Regions from separate parts of the Mus musculus genome. Here region 2 is linked to region 1. Evidence: chromatin loops called from intact Hi-C (ENCODE). Cell type or tissue: heart. All regions are shown on one strand. Links, peaks and the distances in the headings refer to the core of each region. The heading gives the core; the rest is flanking DNA. Region 1 holds the start of Tbrg4 (transforming growth factor beta regulated gene 4). Region 2 has its middle 29 kb from the start of Zmiz2.

Region 1 (11,542 bases), core at 1,214-9,213:
TTACAGGACACCATGACAACGGCAGGAAGACCCAGCGATTCTAAACAACTGCCCTCAATCATTACAGCCATTACATATGAGACAGCACTTTCTGAAGCATAAGTCTCGGGAGCTTCTGCTTCAGGAGAGAGTGGTCAGATAGCACAGCTCGGCATTCAGCCCCGGACGCACCAGGCCTGGTTGTACTTTCAAACTCTCCAGGTCCTCCTCAATGCTTCCTTCATGCAAATCTGGGCACGTTTCTAATTTTAAAGGAATCCAGGATCAAAAAATTATTGGCTTAAATATTCTAAGTCGAACGATTCTTCCAGATAACCAAAATTCAGTCCCTAGCATCCTCATTGAGGGACTCACAACTGCCTGTAACTCCAGCTCCAGGGACCTGACTCTCTCCCGGGCTGTGTGCCTGCATGTGTCCCCGTGTTCACTTATATACATAGAAAGAAACAAGACTACAATTACTTTACATAGCTAAGGATGACCTTGAACTTCTCTATTCCTCTTGCGGCCACCTCCCAAGTGCTAACATTAAAGATAGCCAATCACTCCTGGTTTATTCAGTGCCGAAGATCAAATCTAGGCCTTTATGTGAGCTAGACAAGCAGTTCCAACTGAGTCACACCCCAGAACCCTTAAAGCAAAACTCACAAATTGAATCGATCACCGCAAACAAGCCCTAACACCACCCAGAGTCACCACCTTGCCAATCTTAATCCAACCCCTACAATACAGGCTCTGTTCCAACTACACTTCACACTTTTATCTCACAATGCAAAACTGGCTACTGCGTTCTCTGCCAATCACAGGGCACGGCATTGCCTTTTTCTAAGTCCTGCAAAATGTTACCTTTTTCGAGAACACGCTACATAACCACATGACGTTTCTTTCGGCAAGTCTGCCAGTCTTGTTCCCTAAGGTGAGATAGAACCAAATGAGACAAGTTACTGGACTTTGCTTCAACTAAAGGAGAAAACACCTCAATTTTTTCTGCTTCCGGGATTCGGGTATATAGCTAGCTTAATTTTACTGTTATGTGAACACATTACTGCAGCTGTAAAAAGATTAGCTTAATTATACTTACACGGAAATAAAATATGGTTCAGAAGGGGGACATCTGCCCAAACCCAATATCCATCACTTACTGAACCCAGACAGTAAAGAAGCGCTGGAGAGCCGGGCGTGGTGGTGCACGCCTTTAATCCCAGCACTTTGGAGGCAGAGGCAGGTGGATTTCTGAGTTCGAGGCCAGCCTGGTCTACAGAGTGAGTTCCAGGACAGCCAGGGCTACACAGAGAAACCCTGTCTCAAAAAACCAAAAAAAAAAAAAAAAAAAAAAAAAAAAAGCACTGGCAAACTACCGATTTTCAAGACCTGCGACTAAGTAAATATCGACCCTGAAACCTAAAATGCAGAAACACGAAAAGTGACTGGCAGGGGACGCCAAGGGTCACTGCGGGCAGCGGAGCTTCCCGGGATAGGCCTCGTGTCTACCGCGGGCCGAGGAGCGCGTGCGCAATCGCAGCCCGGAACCGAATTTGCAACCGAACAGCGCCCTTGGGGCACGGTGTCGAGAGTCCCTTTCCTGGCTCCCCCCACAACAGCCCCGCCGGTCCTTACTAACTGCTGCCCTTCCCAGCCACGCTTCCCGTCTCGGATACCCACGTTCAGAAACCCGGTCTCTCCAGGACGCCAGACTGCGGCGGCGATCACCCTCACTGACCTCCATCAGCCTACGGCCTCCACGCGGCCTGGCGCGCTCACTGACGTCACTGGCGCGCCGCCGGAAGCTAGGTGGCCCAGTGCTCCCGGACGGAGGCCACGCCCTCCGCCCCTTCCGCAGTCGCCATCTTTGTTGCGCTCAGGCTTCCGGTACTGGGAAGTGTAGTGAGATCCTGGTCGTGGGAAACGTAGACGGGAAGGAGAGGGTGAATTCTACACGGCAGGGCACGTCGGGCCAGAGTCTCCTACTTGTGCGGAGTTTGGGTAGCGACTCTGATGTCAGCCCGTTCTGCCCCACTCCCTTGGGCCTTTCACAGGTCCTGTAGGAGAGGCGTGAGTTGGGACCGCCGTGTTGACTTTGGGGTTCGGGGCGGGAAGGCATTGCCAGGTGTCGGGTAATTACAGAGAAGCGAGTTGTAGCTCCAGCTGAAGGTCTTTTCGGAAATGCAAGCAGTTTGTCTAGATTAAACAAGTAAAGGACATACCGTATACAACGGCACACCGATAAATTGCTGTAATCTCAGTAATGGAGGCAGGAGGCCGAGGGCTAGCCTGTACTACTGTGGAGGCCCTGCATCAAGAAGCAGAATAGCCGGGCGTGGTGGCACACACCTTAAAACCCCAGCCAGGAGACAGGAAAAAGGATCTTTGAGGTCGTGGCTAGCTTGGTCTACATACCAAGTTTAGGACAGCCGGGACGACCTGGAGAAGGCCCTGCCTTAGCGCACGGCAGGACTGAGGAGATAGTACAAAATGCTGGGTAGGATGGTTGGGAGGTGAGTTTTCCCAGTAATCCCAGTGCTAGGAAACCACAGACGGCATCTCTGGGACAAAGGTGTATGTGTGCATGAAGAGATCACAGGAAAACTTGGGGAAATTTGTTTCTTCCAATCATGTGGGATCTGGGAATTGAACTCACAGTCAAGTGGCCCCTAAACTAACTGTCTGTTTTCCTAGACAGCGTTTCTCCTTGTAGCCTTGGCTGTTTTGGAACTCGCTGTGTAGACCAGGCTGGTCTTGAACTCACAGAGATCCCCCTCCTTCTGCCTCTGGAGTGCAGGACAAAAGACATGCCCCACCCCCACCCCCAGGTCCCCACTAAGTTATCCTGCTGGCCCTAATTTTGTAGAAAGGAAAATTTAACTTAAAATTTTCCTTGAAAAATCTTTATGTTTGTAAGAGTGTATTACTTCTCTCCTTTGTGGCTAAAATCAAGCGTAAACGCTGGTTCTTGTTAATAAAAGATTGCTGAATTATCCAGGGAAGCTTCTCTTGCTTTAGCCTTACAGTAGCTAGCATTATATTGCCACACTAGCTTTACCTTGGTGGTTCTTGTTTAAGAGTCTCATGCTGAATTCAAAATTTAGCTCAAAAAGGTCAGAGATAATATAGATATAAAACTCCTAAGGGGAAACACATTTTTACTATCTTGGATTAAACAGTAGTTTCTTAGTAGGAAACCAAAAGCAAAAATGACAAAAAGGAAAAACAAACAAACAAAACAAAGATAAAATGGACCAGAAAGGAAATGAAGGGTTGCAGTGGTGGACATACCACCACAGCCAGCTGAGAATGTATAAAATTCTTAGTGCTGGGACTGTTGTCTTGGAGGCCTACTGCCTCTGTTTGCTAAATAGGCCTAGTCCTGGAAGCTTCTAGCCTCTGTAGAATCTTATCTAGGCCTAGAATGTTTTCAGCCTCTGAGACTTGTTGCTGAATAAGCTCACCCTTTCTAGCTTCTTTTGAGCTGGTCAACTCAGCTGTTCTGGCTCAAAACTCCTCTCCACACTCTCCACACTCTCCACACTGACTGATTCAAGCTGGCTTCTTTCTTGGCCTCTTGACTGTTTTGCTTGAACTCCTACTAACTTTGGCAATCTGTTGTAATCTTCTGGGTCCTCATTCTCTGGCTCCTGTCTTCACTTGTGTCTAATTTATTCACTCGGCAATCTGCCTCTGTACAACTGTCGCAGTAAAACCGCTTCCTTCCTTTTCTCTGCGCTGCCCCTCAAGTAGCTTCCCTTTCCTCTTGTGAGAGTTGGGCAGATCATATTCTGTCAGATCCTTCTCTGATTCTTCACTTCACCTGCCACTCAATTAGGTAGACATCACTTTCAAACATGGGTGCTTCCTTCTACAAACTTACTTTACTGTCATTGTTTGGGATTAGAGCTGTGTGCTAAGAGCTGCCACAACTACAAACAGGTTTTCCAGTAAGTAACACAGTCTTAGGGTTCACAGTGTGATCAGATATTCTGTAACAGTGAAAGGCTGGAGCCTCTGAAGACAGCACCTCCACTCAAGGCTCCTTAAAGCTGTGAGCCACCCTCATCTCATGCCTATACCTCGCCACAGTTCCTGGAACCAACCCCAGGCTAGACCAGGTGCCAGAGGCCTTGTAGCCCCAGGACTATGGCAGCTAGAAGTATGGGAATGGGTTCATTTTCTCTGCCAATTAAATAATTAAGTAGGAAAGATGTGTTATTGGGGATCTTGGGGAACCCCAGGAGAGCCATTCTATGGCGCCTAGGGAATCAGGGTTCTTCCTTAGGGTTATTAATAAAATAATTTAGGACATACACACAAATGGAAGCCTAGGACAGTTAGAGTTCAAAAAGAAAACCCCGGGGCCGGTCAGCCATAAACCTCAAAGCTGCCTGGGGACTGGAGAATAGCCCTGCAGCTTGAGCTGGGCAGTTCACAGGTTAGCCACCGGGTGGCAGGCATCCATGTGGCCGGGAGCTAGAGCCATGCAGCTCAGATAGGGTCAGCCACCATGTTTGTCAGGCAACCTTGTGCTGGGGAGTAGAGCTTTAGGAAAGGAGCAAGGAACCCCAAAGTGTTAGGGGATTTAAGATGGACTTTGGCCAATGTCTTTGTTAGGTTGCTATCACTGTGATAAAAACCATAGCCAAAGCAACTTGTGGTTTACTTGACTCACATCACACATCATCATCAAAGAAAGGACAGGAGCTCAAGGCAGAAACTGGAGCAGAGGCCATTGCTAGGGTTGGTCTTGTGCAAGATATGCTTAGATGCTGCTGAGTTCTGTGACCAGGATCAGGTTGTAATCTGGACATGGGCATTGTATTGACCAACGTGCTGTAAAGAATGCTTTTTTTTTTTAAGATTTATTTATTTAATGTATATGAGTACACTGTAGTTGTCTTCAGACACACCAGAAGAGGGCATCAAACTCCATTACAGATGGTTGAGAGCCACCATGTGGTTGCTGGGAATTGAACTCAGGACCTCTGGAAGAGCAGTCGGTGCTCTTAACCACTGAGCCATCTCCCCAGCCCCAAGAATGCTTCTTAAGGCTTACCCTGACTCTGTTGCCTGCCTGTGGATATTGTTCCCCTAACTGGGTTGCCTCATCTGGCCTCAGTGGGGAGGAGGTGCCTAGTCCTGCAGTGACTTGAGGGAATGGAAGAAGGACCACTGGTCCTAACGTGAATGGTGTGGATGCTGAAACTGAACTGGCCTTGAGCTCCATGCACAGGTGACCTGCTGAGCCACCTGAGCACACAGTAGCCAGCAGAGCTACTGCACCTCCTCACCTCAGACCCAAAAGGCATAGTCAGGAAGCAGAGAGAAATGAATGTTGATGGTCAGCTATATTTTTTATTTTTTTTTTGCAGGGTGGGGGGAGAGGGTTAGAGACAGTCTTTAGAGCAGTCCTGGCTGCCCTGGAGCTCACTGGCTGGCCTCAGACTCAGAGATCCTCCTGCCTCTGCCTTTTGCATGATGTAATTAAAGATGTGTGTGAGATGGCTCAGAGGTTAAGAGAACTGGCTGCTCTTCCACAGGTCCTAAGTTCAATTCCTGCAACTACATGGTGGCTCACAACCATCTATAAGGGAACTGGTGCCCTCTTCTGGCCTGAGGGTGTATATGCATCAGAGCAGTCATACTTTAAATTAATAATAATAATAATAATAATAATAATATGTGTGCCACCATGCCTGGCTTTGACTTTCTTCTCTTTATTTATTTTGGTATTCCAGTCCCCAGAATGGTGTTCTCCACCCCTTCCCTCCCATTCACATGGGTCTTTTCTCCTTGTTAAAGTCATCTAGAAACATCTTTTTTTTTTTCAGTGTATGAGAAGAACAATTTTTTTTTTGTTCTTTTACCAAATTTGTGTTTTTCTATTTGACAGATATCTATACTTTTTCTGAGTCCCAAATGGAAGTGAAATTATTTCTCTTCCTTCTTTCTTTCCTTCCTTCCTTTTAAAAATTATTTACTTATTTTATGTATGTGAGTACACTGTAGCTGTCTTCAAACAGAAGAGGGCATCAGATCTCATTACAGATGGTTGTAAGCCACCATGTGGTTGCTGGGAATTGAACTCAGGACCTCTGGAAGAGCAGTCAGTTCTCTTAACTGCTGAGCCATCTCACCAGCCCAGAACAATTATTTTTTATTGGATGTTTCCTTTATTTACATTTCAAATGTTAATATCCCCTTTCCTGATTTTCCCTCCCCAAACCCCCTATCCCATTCCCCTTCCCCCTGCTCACAAACCTACCCATACCCACTTCCTGGCCCTGGCATTTCCCTATACTGGGGCATAGAGTCCTCACAGGACTAAGGGCCTCTCCTCCCATTGATGACTGACTAGGCCATCCTCTGACACATATGCAGCTGGAGCCATGAGTCCCACCATGTGTACTCTTTGGTTGGTGGTTTAGTCCCAGGGAGCTCTGGGGGTACTGGTTGGTTCATATTGTTCCTCCTATGGGGCTGCAAACCCCTTCAGCTCCTTGGATCCTTTCTCTAGCTCCTTCATTGGGGACCCTGTGCTCAGTCCAATGGAAGGCTGTGAGCATCCACTTGTGTATTTGTCAGGCACTGGCAGAGCCTCTCATGAGACAGCTCTATCACGCTCCTGTCAGCAAGCAGTCTAGAAACATCTTAATCAGCACACCTTTGCCTCCCAAGTGCTGGGATTAAAGGCCACCACTGCCTGGTATCTTTTTTTTTCTAATGATTTATTTATTTTATATATGTGAGTATACTGTCACGGTCTTCAGACACATCAGAAGAGGGCATCAGATTCCATTATAGATGGTTGTGAGCCACCATGTGGTTGCTGGGAATTGAACTCAGACTCCTGGAAGAACAACCAGTGCTCTTAACCACTGAGCCATCTCTCCAGCTCCTCCATGCTGATTCTAAATTCAGTCAAATTAACAATTAAAATTAATCTTCCCAGTATTTGGCCCTTAAGATGGCAAAGCCATGTGACCTTCCCTTTATTATGACTGGTAGGAGGCAAGAAAGGAGAGACATGAACAAATATCTACTCAGCCCAGATAGGGAACCAATGATGGATCACAGTAAGAGACTGCCAAAGTCCAGCTTGATGAAACAATGAGTGTTCTTTGGGTTACTCATAGCAGTATGAGTGAAGGTGTCTTAGTTACTTTCCTATTGCGGTGATAAGCCACTATGATCAAGACAACATACAGAAAGAGTTTATTGAGAGTTTACTGTTTCAGAGGGTTAAAGTCCATGACCATCATGACAAGGAGCATGGAAGTAAGCAGGCTTGGCACTGAAGCAGTAGCTGAAGGTTTGCATCTTGATCCACAGTAGGAGGCAGAGAGAGAAAGAACCTACACTGGGAATAGCATGGACTTTTGAAACCTTGGTGACACATCTCCAAAAGGTCACAGCCCCTAGTCCTTCCCAAAGAGTTCCACCGGCTGATGACCATGCATCCAAGCACAGGAACCTATGGGGCCGTTCTCATTCACACCACCACAGAGGGTTACTTACAGGAGCAGAAGTGACTCGAGACGACTTAACTACCGAAGCCCACCCTAGTGTGAGCAACGGCTCATGAAAACTGGGAACCTGGAGCATACTGTGCAGCAGGTAGGCAGCTCCATGGGCTGGGGAGGGTCCTTTACAAGTAGCTTGCTGGTCTGAGTTTTTTTCCATATGGCTTACTGGCCCAAGAGTGTCTTTCAGCAGTTTTTACTGCTTATATACATTTGAGGAAGGAGGAGCCTAGCACATGTGATCAGTTTCAGAAACTTCCTGAAAGTTTTGTGTTGTTTACTTCCTGAGTTTTAACTAGCTTCTCTGCAGGATGGAGCTTTTGAGTTTTAGCTGGCACCCCTTTTTAGAAAATCCCATGACTTTCTAGGATTCTCTCCAAGATGGAGGATTTTTGTCTCAGGGGAAATTGCTATAAAACACTACCCTAGTCTGATCCAGTTCATTTGAGATGCAGCCAAATCATAGCTTCAGATGGGTGTAAGAAATATTGTTTTGTGTTTTTCTACCCAGGTAGCTAGCCTAACAAGGACCCATATTTCCCAAGTCCCCTCCTCCCTCTTTATACCCATTAGCTAATTGCGTCAAATGTCAATCCCATCAGTTATGAAGTTGAGCTCCCACCAACGGGAAGAAACACAGTCACCATTTACATCAGAGATGAGAGCTGGAGGCCATTTTGGCTAAGAGTGCTGCTTTCTAGCCTGGTTTGGCTTCTGATGCATGCTTCTTTTTGCAGAAAAGAAATTGCCTTGCCCGTGCTGACTTCCTTTTGCTTTTTTCATGTGCTTCTTTGTGTGACAAGATGTTTATCTTCCCAGCATAGAGACTTGAAAGGGTGGTTTCCATAGCTTCAAATGGGGACTGATCATATGGGAACTTCTGCAGGTTCAGATGGGCTGGTCACCACAAAGACCAGGCACAGGATTAGTGTGGGCTGGACCTCCCAGATCAACTCATGACCTCCAGGTACGAGAGAGGGGATGGTGGCTGAATTCAGTCACCGACAGTCAGTAGTTTAATCGATCATGATTATGTAATGAAACTTCCTAAAAGCTCTGGACTTGAATGATGAGGAAGATTTCTGGTGTGCCTGGTGGGTGTCTGTCCCATAGGGACATTCCTGCATCTTCCACCCCTTGGCCCCTCCTTACTTCTCTTCATCTGTGTGGGGTTTTGAATAAGAGTGGTCCCCTTAGGCTCAAAGATTTAAATGTGTGGCCATTAGGGATTGGGAGGTATAGCCTCATTGTTGGAAGAAATGTGTTACTAGGGGTGGCCTTTGGGATTTCAAAAGCCCAAGCCAGGCCCAGTGGCACCCTCTCTTCATGCTGCCTGTGGGCTCTGATGTAGAACTTGCAGCTCCTTTTCCAGCACCACATCTGCCTATGTGTCATCAGGCTTCCATCTTGATGATGATGGACCAAACCTCTGAAAATATAAGCCAATTAAATGTAAGCCCCAATTAAATTAAATTAAAATCTTATAAGAGTTGTCATGGCCATGGTGTCTCTTTATGGCCATAGGTCATCGAGTAAGACAATCTGGCTACTCTTGATCTCTGTCCTTCATGACCCTTTATAAGCTCAGTGCTTGAAGTGCTTTTATGAGTTATTCTAACGGCTTATTTAACTTGAAGGTATTTCTGGAGTAATTAGTGTCAAGGCCTGGGCTCTGGCAGTCCTAACAAGCCAGGCTGAGCCACCTGCCCTCAGCACACCAATTAACGATCATTTAGTAGTTACAAGCTGAGGAACAAATAAAGAGGCCCATTGATTCCCTAGCTCCATCTTTGAGGTCCTGGGTGAGGTTTAGACTTACATAGGGGACAAGAGGCATACACAGCTGAGCAGCCCTGGGCAAGATGTGGTCCCGCCCATCACTGACCTGACATTGTCTCTTCTCCAATCTATCCAAAGGTAAGGTGGTCTGGTAAGCTGTCAGCATATGTGAACTCTCCTCTTGGGAAGTTTGCATTGCTGTGATAATGACCATGATCAAAAGCTACTTGTGGTGAGGAAAGGGCTTATTACAGTTACAGTTGTAGTCCATTTTGAAGGGCAGGAATTCAGAGCAGGAACTGAAGCAGAGACCATGCGGGAACTTTACTGGCTTGCTCACCCTGACTTGTTTCGCCTAGTTTTATTTACTTATTTTCTAATATACCTACAGGGCTACCTGCCCAGGGATGGCACCACCCACAGTGACCTGGGTTCTCCCACACCAATGACTAATCAAGACAATGTCCTACATGTCTACAAGCCAATCTGAGGGAATCTCAAACGAGGTTCCCTCTCCCTGGGTGACCTTGGCTTGGGTCAAGTTGACAGAAAAACAAAACAAAAATAAAAACAAATAACCAGCACCAGAGACAGATTTCTCCTGACTGGACAGAGCTTCCGCCCTTTGATTCTCCCAGAGTGAGAATGTCTCAGTAGCCTGATAGCCAAAGGGAGGGGTCATGAGTCTCTCTTTAGAACATCTCTACTTCTAGTTACAAAGGGACGGTGGAAGTGGGGCGGCGCTAGACTTGGAGCTGGTATCTGAAGCTGGAGTCTGATGTGAATCTGGGCTGATTGTCAGCATTGGCAGGAGCTGTGCGTTATGCTGCTTGTCTGAGTGGGGCACACATGCCTTGCTGGAGAGCCTATACGATGCTGGCTGGGAGCTGTGTCGGTGCATGGCTGACCTTACCCTGTGCACTCGATTACTACGCCTTGCTTCCTCCACGCTTCCACGTTAGCTAAGGCTTCAAGGCCTTGACTCCCAATGCTGGCTAGTCTTCCATCAACTTTACATAAAACTAGTTATCTGAGTGGATGGAACCTTAATTGAAGAAATGCCTCCTTAAGATCCAGCTGTAAGGGGCTGGAGAGATGGCTCAGTGGTTAAGAGCTTTGACTGCTCTTCTGAGTTCAAATCTCAGCAAGCACATGGTGGCTCACAACCATCTGTAATGGGATCTGATGCCCTCTTCTGGTGTGTCTGGAGACAGCTACAGTGTACTTACATATAGTAAATAAATAAGTTTAAAAAAGAAAAAAGATCCATCTGTAAGACTTTTTTTTTTTAACTAGTTATTGATTGGGGTGGGAGGAGCCCACTGTGGATGGTGTCATCCCTGGGCTGCAGAGACCACAGTCTTGGGTTCTATTAGAAAGCAGGCTGAGCAAGCCAGTAGCATCTTCCATGGCCTCTGCATCAGCTCCGGCCTCCAGGTTCCTGCCCTGTGTGAGTTCCTGTCCTGACTTCCTTCAGTGATGAATGACATGAATGTATTAACCAAATAAATCTTTTCCTCCCCAACTTGCTTTTTTGGTCATGGTGTTTCATTGCAGCAGTGGAAACCCCAATTAAGACAAGCCCCTTGCAAACTCAGCTTCTCTTCTGTCTGGGGCTGGGGCTGGTCGTACCTTGGAAGGATTCAGATGCAGACGATGCCCATTTCTTTCCTGGTCCTGAGGTCTACCTTGGTCCCACAATCTGGATGGAGTTTGGCTGTAGCTCAGCAAGCCTGAGTCAGCATCCCACCCTCCCATGCTTGCTCCTCACTACTGGGAAATCACCTGTGGCTGTCTTGCCACCCTGGAGATCCTAGGGTAATGCAGGCCTGTGCCTGCTTTGTCGTTCCTTCAGGAGCTCAGGACAGACAGACAGACAGACAGAGACATAAAGCCAAATGGATTTTTATTAGCAGCAGATTGAAAGCATTATGTTCTCTCTGGATCCAGGAGTGAAGGGTCTTGCTGTATAGACTTGGGCTGGTCACTCCCGACAGGCAGGGATGCCAGGGCCGGCTGCTCACTGAAGGGTTATCACTGTAGGGGAGATGGATGGGGATGAGAGGAGGGAGGTCACCTCTGCTTCTAGCCTAGTCAGGCCCAGCATTCCAGGGACCTGAAGGCTGGAGACCTTTACTGGCTTTGCAGGTGAGTGTGTACAATTCTTTCTTTCTTTTTTTAAGATTTATTTATTTATTTTTATGTGTATGAGTACACTGTAGTTGTACAGTTGTTGAGCCTTCATGTGGTTG
Region 2 (11,542 bases), core at 2,083-10,082, 260 kb before region 1:
AATGATCTTCACTGCTGAGCCGTCTCTCCAGGCCCAGTACTATTATTTTTAACTTTGAGAAACCAAAGTTATGTTCCTATCAACTATGTATAAGGGTTCTCCATCCCCGCATGCATGGCAGTGTTTTCTGTTATGGGTGGTTTTGGTGATAGACACTGTTAGGACTATCTCCTTGTGCACTGTGTAAGGGTTGTCTTTGTACTATTCAAATGCAGATTTCTGTACCAGCAGAGAGTTGAGTACAGGCAGCACTAGACTTTGGTATTGTTATTTCTAGGTGTTTTGTAAACATTCTCCTCCATCTTCAGATTGGTCAATAAAAAGCTGATCAGCCAATTAGCTGGGCAGAGGGGATAGAAAGACTGGACTTCTGATTCTCGCCAGGGGCCACGAGTGGAGAGGAAGTAGAAAAGGACCAGGAGGCGAGAAGACGTGGAGAGACCGTGTGGTGGGAACAGTAGGGTTTGTCATGAGGTTGCGATCAAAAGAGTGGCCATGAGGACACACATGGACCAGAGCAAGCCAGGGCAAGGGCAGATTGGCAAGTAATGGGGCATTTGTCTGGGTATTAGCTGCCTTAAAGGGTTAGAATAACTTAAAACTTACCCAGCCAACAGTTCTAACAGCCAATAGTGCCAACAGCTTAATAATAAAGGTCTCTGCGCCATTATTCAGGAGCTAAAACCAACTAGAGAACATGTAGAAACACCACCCAACAGTTACTTAGAAGCAAAAGGGGCACTGAACACCATTCATACTGAGGTCAGATGGATTTTTTTTTTTTTTTTTTTTTGGTTTTCTGTTTTGTTTTTCAAGTCAGAGTTTCTCTGTATAGCTAGCCCTGGCTGTCCTGGAACTCACTTTGTAGACCAGGCTGGCCTCGAACTCAGAGATCCACCAGCCTCTGCCTCTCACGTGCTGGGATCAAAGGCATGCAGCACCACCACCCAGCTAATGAGATTTTATGTTTAAGAGGGTTTTGGCTGCATGCATGTCTGTGTACCATGTGCATCCCTGCTGCCTCTGGAAAAAGTGTAGGATCCCCTGGAATGGGAGTTACAGATAAGTTGTGAGCCCCATGTGGGAATTGAACCCAGGTCCTCTATGTAAGAGCAAGAAGTGTTCTTAACAACTGAGTCACCTCTCCAGTCCCAGATGGAATTTTAAAGTGGTTTTAATCTGCATTTCCATAATGCCTAAGGATATTGAACATTTTAAAAATGTTCCCTAGCCCTTTTTCTTTCTTCTTTTGAGAAATGGGTTTCATTCTGTAACCAATTTTTAGATTGTATGTTTTCTTAGTGTTCATTTTTTTGTTGTTCATTATATATTCTAGACACTAATCCTCTCAAGTGTAAAGATTTTCTCCTTTTTAGTGCAATCTCCTTGCCTGGTGGTCATCAGATCTAGGGTCTCCCTGGCTCCACCTCCCTAGCTCTGGCATTACACACCTATACGATCAAGCACAGCTCCATAGCCCAAGTTCCAGAGATGGACCCCAACCTCATGTTTATAGGCTGATTACAATATCTCCCCAGCCCCTGCCTGGGGGTTTTGATTATTATTGTTAGTTTTTGTTTGGTGTTTGGGGGGGGGCCTTATTTATTTATTTATTTATTTATTTATTTATTTATTTATTTTGGTTTTTCGAGACAGGGTTTCTCTGTGTAGCCCTGGCTGTCCTGGAACTCACTCTGTAGACCAGGCTGGCCTCGAACTCAGAAATCCGCCTGCCTCTGCCTCCCAAGTGCTGGGACTAAAGGCGTGCGCCACCACGCCCAGCTGGGACCTTATTTTTAATGCTGGTTCTTAAACACTTTAACCTCCCTTTAGCCCACCACCACAAGAAGTGGAAAAGAAAGGATATGGGGGCAGTGGACCTGTTTAGAGAGGTTCTTTGGAACAACTCACGTCCGTGTTATCTAGAAATAAGCAGTTCAGTTCACAGGTCAGCAGCAGCAGCTCTATCCACTCGTAACACTTCACGGATGCACCAGCAGTCCAGTTTGGTAGAGTCGGGTTAGCAACAGCGGTGACAGGACCTAGCAGAGACAGCCAGGCCTCAGCCTTGGCTCGAGTCAACAGGAGGGACCGACAGGAACGCCAGGAGAAATTCTCTACTGTGCCTCAATAGGTATCTTGCCTCAGTACATGTATCCAGTCAGCCCTGAGTCCCCAGAAGCAACAACAAACTACAGCACACCACTAGAAGTTTTCTGGTGCATTTCTGTCTATAGAGTTCTAGACAAATGCAGCTCAACTGTGCAATGTAAGGCAGACCAATACATGTGTGTTGTTAGCAAAGAATCCTTCATCGCATGTCCTGTCCTGTGCTTGCTTTAGTAGCACATCCTTTCCCCAGTGTCTGCTTCAGTGAAACATTTCTTCAGGAGTCTGCCTTAGCCTTTCACACTTGTGTCCACTTTAACAAAAAGTCCCTTCGTGTGTTTGCCCCAGCAAAACCCCATCCAACTGACTTTCTAGAGAACCCTTAAGTTCCCACTTCAGGGCGTTGTGGGATGCATAACTTACACTTTGTTTGGAGATAGACTTGGTCACTGTTCTATTGCTGTGAAGAGACCATGACCAAGGCAGTTCTCATAAAAGGAATCACTTAATTGGGAACTGGCTCACAGTTTCAGTTTAGCCCATTGTCCCCATGGCAGTGAGCATGGCAGCCTGCAGGTAGGATTCCTAGGTGTTAAGTTTCAAACCTGGGACAAAAGGCTGAGGTACCTATTGAACAGATCAAAGCCTCCAGGTTCTCTCACCTGGCATCCCTCAGTGCCTATCTGTTACAGGGCCCTCCTCACTGCAGACCTCCCCCCCCCCTTCCCTATATAATCCAACCATTTTAGTTACCTCATCTTTTTGACTACTCTATTTTGGGACTCCTGGCTGCTGTACCTGGTTCCTCTCTACGCCCTCTCTTTCCCTCTCCTCTCCTCTCTCTTCACTTGGCTCAAGGACATCTCCACTTTGGATTCTCCCAGATGTCCCTGCCTCTGGCTCTGCTCTCCCTCATATCTACAATAAACTCCTCCTCCACCACCATGTCCAGTCATGTCCTGAGTTTCTGACTCTCCTGAGGTGTGTATGGATCGTTTGTTTCTGCTGGCTTCTACCAACCACAAAATGTGATTCCAGATCCTAGAGTCTGATTGTTCAGCAGCCACTTGACCCGTTCTAACCATTTGCCTACCTGCTCTGTCTTCCTTTGTGCCCTTCTGGGCCTGTACCTTGAGAGTTTCCCTGCTTCCCCCCAGGAGCTGCCTGCTAAGCATCTTTTTTAAGTCCTCCTGGGACCTTGTCTCCTCTCCTTGTCTGGGTCATAGGTGTCCCTCTGCTCCTGGAGCCTGCTACACTCTTGAGTCACCCGCCATATGGACAGCATTCTACACCCATCTAGATCTCTCTACTAAAGACCCTCACTGGCTCCCTTTCCCCAGCATTCCCCTGGTTGCCTGCTTCAGCCTGCAGCTCCCCAGCTTGCTTCCACTCTCAGCTCTCTCTCTGGGCTTATAGAAGCACCTCCCTTCCCTCCCCTGCCTCTCCATGTGGTGTTCCCCTTTGCCATCCCCCCCCTCTCTTCCTCAATAGACTCAGATTTTATTAGTACAGCTTGACCTTAGTACAGATCAATGACCCAAAATTAGCACACTTGATGTCCACGTTCTTGTAGACTGTAACAACTTCTGCCACAAGCAAATGACTCCAGAGCCTCTTATCTCTAAGGTTCAACTTCCTACTCTCAAAAAATCTTTAATCCCTGTGATTTCTCTATACTCTGCTCTATAAATAAATAAATAAATAAATAAATAAATAAATAAGATACGATGCTATAAACTATCTCAGGATTTGTAAATTCATTGGGTATGGTTTAAAATTTATAAAATCTGTAACAAAACTTGGCTTAAAATTTATAACTAGGGCTGGTGAGATGGCTTAGTGGGTAAGAGCACCCGACTGCTCTTCCGAAGGTCCAGAGTTCAAATCCCAGCAACCACATGGTGGCTCACAACCATCCGTAACAAGATCTGACTCCCTCTTCTGGAGTGTGTGAAGAAAGCTACAGTGTACTTACATATAATAAATAAATAAATCTAAAAAAAAATTATAACTAAAGATTTACTACATAATTCAGCTCTTGTATATGTAACTTAGATTTAACCCTTGCTTAGAAAAATAGATGTTTTTAAATAGCAACAGAGAGACTCTGGAATTGGTATAGACTTTAGAACCTCAAAGCACACCCCCAGGGCACACCTCCTAATCCCTTTAATCCTTTCAAATAGTACCGCTCCCTGGTGACTACGCATGTGAATATGAGTTTATGGGGCTATTCTCATTCAAACCACCACCGAGATCAGCCTCTACCTCCCCAAACCCCCTCTTTCCCTGTCGCAGAGATGGTGGAACTTTCTTTGTAATCAAGGAAGACTGTCTTAGTTAGGGTTTTATTGCTATGAAGAGACACCATGAGCTCAGCAACTCTTACAAAGGAAAACATTTAATTGGGCTGGGTTAGTCCATTATTGTCATGTGCAGGCAGACATGATTCTGGAAGAGTAGCTGAGAGTTCTGCGTCTCGATCCACAGGCAGCAGGAAGAGTCAGTGAGCCCACGCTAGGCCTGGTTTGAGCTTTTGAGACCACAAAGCCTGCCCCCAGTGATACACTTCCTCCAACAAGGCCACACCTCCCAACAGTACCAGTCCCTATGGGCCTATGGGACCATTTTCATTCAAACTATTGCAATGGCCTGAAGTTCTCAGTCTTCCGGCTTCACGTCTCTCACTTAGGACCACATCAGTATCTGTCAATGGTCTTGCTGGGATTTTCCCAGTGTCATTCTGAGCCATCACCCAATACCATTCTTCCTTTCTCAGAAAGATGGCAACATTGCTTGTCCATTGCCTTGTCTGTAAAAACAGATCCGTTAACCAGCTAGGGAGGGATGAAGATATCATATCACATCTTGGCTGCTGAGTGAGCGGGCAAGGGTTAGCTGGTAAGTGGTTGGCTTTTTAAGGATGCTGACAGACATTAGTAAGTAGGAGAATGTACTAAGAAAGAAGAATAACATTTTTGCCTTTGAGAACTTTTGGGGGAGGGAGGAGCTGAAGAGATGGCTCAGTGGTTAAGAGCACTGGTTGCTCTTCCAGAGGATACTGGTTCAATTCCCAGCACCCACATGGCAGCTAACAACTGCCTGTAACTTCAGTTCCGGGGATCTGAATTCTGCATGTACATGCTACACAGACATACAAGCAGACAAAAGAACCATACACATAAAATAAAAATAAATAAACGAATAATTCTTTTTTAAAAAGAGAGAGCCTTGCCAGGCAGTGGTGGCGAATTTCTTTAATCTGAGCACTTGGGAGGCAGAGGCAGGTGGATTTCTGAATTCAAGGCCAGCCTGGTCTACAGACCTGTTAGTTCCAGGACAGCCAGGGCTGTACAGAGAAACCCTGTCTCGAAAAAACCAAAGAGACAGAGGGAGAGGAAGAGAGAGCACCTTACAGTGAAGTTAGATAAAACAGTGCATGTATACTGCTTGCTAAGCAGCCCGACCTGACTATTGGGAAACGCCCTGGGGTTTCCAGCACAGGCTTCCGGTAAGACAGGAAATAGTGAACAGCCTGGGCGAGATGTCGGGCTGTCCTTATAAAGTGAGTTTTCCGTGCATCGTTTCGTTTCCAGCAGCAGGGGGCAGCACAGAGAGCAATGCAGCTGGAGCGTGTGGCCAGGCGTGGGTAGGGAGCAGCAGGTTAAGGGATGAAGGCAATCAGAAGACTAAAGATTCAGGACATTAGCAGTTTGCATTTAGACACAGGACCTCCGAAGGTAATTGAAGCCAGGAAAATCAGCATGAAAGGAGAGAACAGTGAGGTAAAGAAATAGCTCAACGGTTAAGAATACTAAGTGTTCCTCAGGACGACCCAGGTTGGGTTCAATTTATCCACATTACCAGCCCCAGGAATCCCGTGCCCTCTAGCCTCCATGAGCACAGCACACAGGACAGAGTACACATAAACTCAGGCACAAAGACATACACCTATAAAATAAATCATAAAGGTCAATAAATATTAAACTAAAGATTAACAGGATGGAAGGAACACAGTCCAGGGTGGCCTAGAGAAAGGAAGTAGAAAACGGATGACAGCTGTTCCACTCTCCACTACAGCAGTCAGGAAGGATGCAGGCCAGGACTGCGCTCTCTCTCAGCCTTGCCCACAGGCCCTGAGGGAATAAGGGAGGCAGTTAATGACAGGCGTGGAAAAATAGGGACTCTCCGGGTTCTGGGAAAGTGGGGAGACTGCTATGGTAAGGTAAGAGTCCCTGATTCTCCGAAGAATGTCTCCCAGACTCAAGAAGTGTGCAAACTCAGAGTATTTTATTCTGAAGACCAGCATGCTGGGTTTCCCATTACCAAGATAGAGACAGCAAGTGAGCCTGCATGCCTGAGGTAAAGCACATTAGGGAATTCCGGGTAGGTGACCCCTATGGTAACCTGTTGGGTCCATCTCTATGGACATTCCATTACCAGGATATGGGGGCTGAAAACTTGCTGGGGAGGTCTGGGAACTGTTACTGAGGAGTAGCTGAGGGAGTCTGGAAACTGCTGCTGACCCATTCTCCCTGCCTCAGGCCAGGCGGCTGGGACATTCTGTTACCTGGATGGGAAGGCTGGAGCCTGGGGTGTTTTCTATAAGTAATTGACTTGCCTGTGCTTGCCTGGACTTGCTCACTTTTTAGGCCTAGACTCCTTAACTGCCAGTTTTAAGTCTGTCATGGACTCACCCTAGCCTTCTCAGTACAAAGATGCAGACTGTGGTGGGCTGCACGGGAGGGGGCAAGGGGGGGGTTAGACACAGTAACACAGTCCACATTACTGGAATGGTCAGGAGCACTCAACAGGCCCAACCTGTTAGACCCGTTCGGTCTCTGAGGCCTGGTCAGAGGTCAATAAGGTCAAGTCAGTTTTCAAAACAAAAGACTTTACTTGTATTTTGTGGGTGAACTTTTTGCTGGGAAGAGTAGAACCATCACAGTGTGGTCCCCATGCTTTCTCAGCCGACTTAAACCAGCTAGCACAAACCTCCACGTTCACTTCAGAACATGACAAAGCAATTCGACTTTAATTTGTTAACTTTAACTCCTGAATGCATGCATGAGAAGTAAAGGCAAACCCAGATAGCCATACTGAATGTCATTTCGAAAAATATGAAATATGCTAGTGCAGTTCCTGTGTCAAACCAAGGCATTTCTGTGTGAAAAGACAATTGGCTTACAAACCCAGATGTTTGGCAAATATTTAAAAAGAAGCGATGGGCGCCGGGCAGTGGTGGCACATGCCCTCCAGCCGTTGGGAGGCAGAGACAGGGGGATCTCTGCAAGTTCAAAACCAGCAAAGACGACAGAGCAAGTTCTAGGACATCCAGGGCTATACCTGTCTAGAAGAAGAGGAGGAGGAGGAAGAAGAAAAACAAGAGGAAGAATGTTGGAAACGTCCTGCGGCTCACATGAACTGGGTTCCACCTGGGAGGCAAACTGGGGCTGAAAAGAGAGGGGAACTAGGCCGAGAGAAATGGAGCCAAGACAAGGTTCTGATCAAGGCTCAAATGTTTAATGGCAAATGCGCTTATAAAGGGGGGGAAGGCCCATTCCCACCAATTCATCCTTGGAGCCCAGCTGCATGTGACCACATGCAGGATAGGGTGTAGTCTCAGGAATTGCTCGGCGGCCTCCCCACAGGTAGCAGTATCTTGAAGAGGAACAACGGCAGTGGCAGAACAATAGAATGATCTAGGAAGGCTCCATTTTAGGTAATCTCCTTAGTGGCAGAAAAGGTCAATGTCTGGCTCAGCCTGCTTCAGGCTTGGGGGAGGCTACAGAAGAAGTGGTGAGATGGCCACTTCAAGGGAAAAAACTGAGAGTTTCTATCATGCAGATTCAAGGTTTTGTGAGAAAATAAGAATATGGAAAATTAGTGGGGCGGTGATGGCACATGCCTTTAATCTCAGCACTCGGGAGGCAGAGGCAGGCGGATTTCTGAGTTTGAGGCCAGCCTGATCTAAAAAGTGAGTTCCAGGACAGCCAGGGCTACACAGAGAAACCCTGTCTCAAAAAAAAAAAAAAAAAAAAAAAAAAAATCAGTACAAAAAGAAAGAAGGGGTGGGGTCAACCCCTTTAATCCATCAGGCCTTTGTTTTTTTTTTATTGTTGTTGTTGTTTTGTTTTTTTGTTTTTTTTAGATTTATTTATTTATTATATGTAAGTACACTGTAGCTGTCTTCAGACACTCCAGAAGAGGGAGTCAGATCTTGTTACAGATGGTTGTGAGCCACCATGTGGTTGCTGGGATTTGAACTCTGGACCTTCTGAAGAGCAGTCGGGTGCTCTTACCCACTGAGCCATCTCACCAGCCCCCATCAGGCCTTTGTATAAACAAAGGTTTTACTGGCTGAGAGAGGAAGGATTAAAATATTGATATAAAGTTTTACTAGGTGGGAAAGATAAAAGGTTTGAGTTTAGGGCTGGAGAGATGACCCCATAGTTAACTCACTGGCTGCTCTTTCAGAGGACCAGGGTTTGATTCCCAGCATCCTATAGCAGTCCACCACCACCTATAATTCCAGTACCAAGGGGCTCTGGCACCAGGCATGGTGATGCACATTTTTAATCCTAGCATTCAGGAAACTGAGGCAGTTGGATCTCTGTAAATTTGGACCTCTGTTTGGCCTATACAGTGAGGTACAGGACAGCTGGACTGTATAAAGAGACCCCGTCTCAAATAAACCAAAAAATAAAAAATAAGAGGATATATATTCCTTGTTAACATAAGTTTTACAGTATTTGGCAAAAAAAAAATGTATATTTGACATTTCTTTAAAATCCCTTTCCTAACTTTAAATATATTGTTTGTTGTTTTTTGTTTGTGTGTGTTTTCTTTGGTTTTGTTTTGTTTTAGCTTAGTCTTCCTCTGTAGCTCTAACTGGCCTTGAACTCAGAGATCTACCTGTCTCTGCCCCTGGAATTAAAACCACCAGCAAAACTTTCCTTTTTTTTTAAGCTTTGAGACATAGTTCCACTAAGTTCCCAGACTAGTCTTAAGTGCACCTCAAGGTCTGGTTTATTTTGCCTCACAGTTTGAGGGCATCACAGTGGCAGGAGTATGACACAGCTATGCATATTGTGTCTACAGCCAGGAAGCAGAGAAGAGTGAATGTTGGTTCTCTGCTTACCTATTCCCCTTCAGAGTCTTCTGTAGTTCTGGTTGGCCTGGAACCCTCGACATAGACCAGGCCAGCCTTGAATTAATAGATATTCACAAGCCTCTGCCTCCTGAATGCTGGGAATAAAGGCAGGTGTCACCATACCCAGCTCTTTCCACACCCATTTCCTGTGTATGTTGGCTTTGCACATGTGTGGGATGCACAGACGTGTGTGTGTGTGTGTGTGTGTGTTTATGGAAACCTGAGGTCGCTGTGGTGAATCAATAGCTCTTCTACCTTATATACTAAGGCCCAGTCTCTCACTTACTAACAGCTCACCAAGATGACTAGTCTTCCTAGCCATCCTGCTCTGAGGATCCCTTGACTCTGCCTCCTGAAGCCAGAATTACAGCTTGGCCTCCAAGCCCACCAGTCATTTACATGGTATGAGAATGGGCACAGTAATGGGCACAGTGTCAGCACCAAACCAGACCACTCCATGTGTAGAAAGAAGGGTTTATTGGGGATCAAACTGCCAACATGTCTCCTGGCAAGGTCAAGGGGATGCTGAGAGAAGGAAAACAACAGAAAACCAGAAGGCTTTTGTTTGGGAGTCAGCAGATGGACATCTTTGAGCTGGTACTGGCCGCTTTGGGAACTGATGCTTTTACCCCAGGTAGATGGCTTGGGGGGTGGATGAAGAGAGGCTCCAGGTAAACACAAACCCAACTTTAGTTCCCAGTAACGATCCTTCTGTTTACCTGGCCTAAATCATGCTTAGGACATTGTCACCAGCACTGCTATTTTGGGGGACCGCTTTGGATATAATCATGGGTTCTGGAATCTGCGTTCCTGGTAAGCACTTTAACACTGAGCCATCTCTCCAGCCCACTTTTAGTCTTGTTTTTCTACCTGAATCAACTCAATCTAGAAACTCCCTTAGGGGCGGCAAATGTTGGGCGTGACTGTCCCTACAATGTACGAATTTCCAGTCTCTGAATTTCCAGTTGTTGATTCTGTCCTGCAGAGAGCTAAGTGCTGGCAGAATTCTGGTATTGACATGTTTATGGCCCATCACCAGATTTTCTATTTTGTACATTTCTGTCCTTCCCCTCATTCCTAAAGGCAATCTAATCGATGTATCAGAGACTGTCTTGCTGCTGATAGGTTGTAATAAAGATCTGATGGCCAATAGCTGGGACAGGAAGTACAGGGGCAGAACTTCCAGGGAGAGAGAGTGATGCAGAGAGAATGATGCAGAGAGACACACGAGAATCGAGAGTCGAGACAGAAGGGACCAGACATGGACTGGACCAGAGCAGGGAGGTATAGAACTAGTGACATGGCGAGTTGTAGGCTAAAATAGTTGGGCTAAGTTTAAACATTAGCTGGGAGACAGCCCCAGCAAAATGCATAAGCTTTAAACTATATTAGTCTCCCTGTCTTCTTTATACACAGGGCACATCTGCAAAAGCTCCAGCAATAGGCATCCCCCAGGGTTGTCTCCTGGATGATTCTAGATCTTGTTAAGTGGATGCTCATCATGAACTGTCATAGCAGACCTGCACCACGGGGCCCTTTTCACAAGTGCATGCAATGTCCTTCAAACATCTGTCTTCACCAGGTGACCACCTTCTTTATGCCTCTTCATCCCCTGCCAGTGCCCAACCCCACCCCTACGGTAGGCTCCTCTCTCCTTTAAAAAGATAGTGTGTGTGTGTGTGCATGTTGGAGATGTATATGTGGGGCACACAGCACACATGTGGAGGTCAAAGGGCAGCTCTGCAGAATCAGGTTCCAAGGCTCACACAGCCCCTCTACCTGCTTAGCTGTAACGCTGGCCCAGCTCCCTCCCACATTTGCAGTTGGCTTTTTGTTTTGTTTTGCTTTGTTTCTAATTCTACCCGTGACTCATCTTGAGTAATATATAAGAAGTGGAGTTAAGGTCAGGGTTCTTTTTTTGGCCACATGTATCTAGCAGTTCCAGCACCATTTGACAAAAAGACCAAGGCTTCTGTATTGATTTGCTTCTTGTTTTGTGTTGTTCCTGGGGCTGAAACCCAAACTCAAAATCTGGCAGTTGGTAATTATAGACTTGTTGGGGTGCACTATGTGAAGGTGCGCCTCTGTATGTCTCATTGTTAATTCTGTACCAGCATAGACTGTGGCCATCGCCTGGTTTCCTAGTCTGTAAACATTCACCTTCCTCACTTGCTGATTGGCTTTAGTAAAGATCTGATGGACAGTAGCTAGACAGGAAGTGGAGGGCGGAACTTCCGGCCAGAGAAAGGGTCTCTGGGACAGCCGGACACAGGTGTTCCG

What was found. Peaks named below come from ENCODE experiments on the same cell type or tissue, not always from the same donor. Only the 100,000 strongest peaks of a DNase experiment are listed, where the experiment ranks them.
Region 2: a loop joins it to region 1, with 4 times the contacts of the local background. A loop is called at or near these places in 3 of 42 quality-filtered maps.

The regions. Positions count from the first base shown.
Region 1 is chr11:6,624,303-6,635,844 of GRCm38, forward strand. It overlaps Tbrg4 (transforming growth factor beta regulated gene 4), which reads right to left and starts at 1,765. Exons shown (of 12, transcript NM_134011.3): 1 at 1,663-1,765; 2 at 847-911. Wap (whey acidic protein) reads right to left here. Exons shown (of 4, transcript NM_011709.5): 4 at 11,181-11,327. The coding sequence ends at 11,311. In heart, for the core only: CTCF peaks have their summits at 4,427 (motif pointing right) and 5,590 (motif pointing left); DNase peaks (open chromatin) are centred at 1,789, 3,599 and 4,439; H3K4me3 peaks cover 1,673 bases; H3K27ac peaks cover 1,567 bases.
Region 2 is chr11:6,360,449-6,371,990 of GRCm38, forward strand. No RefSeq gene overlaps it. Among named protein-coding and RNA genes, the nearest start is that of Zmiz2, 29 kb to the right of the region's middle. In heart, for the core only: a CTCF peak has its summit at 5,704 (motif pointing right); a DNase peak (open chromatin) is centred at 5,693; H3K4me3 peaks cover 284 bases; H3K27ac peaks cover 970 bases.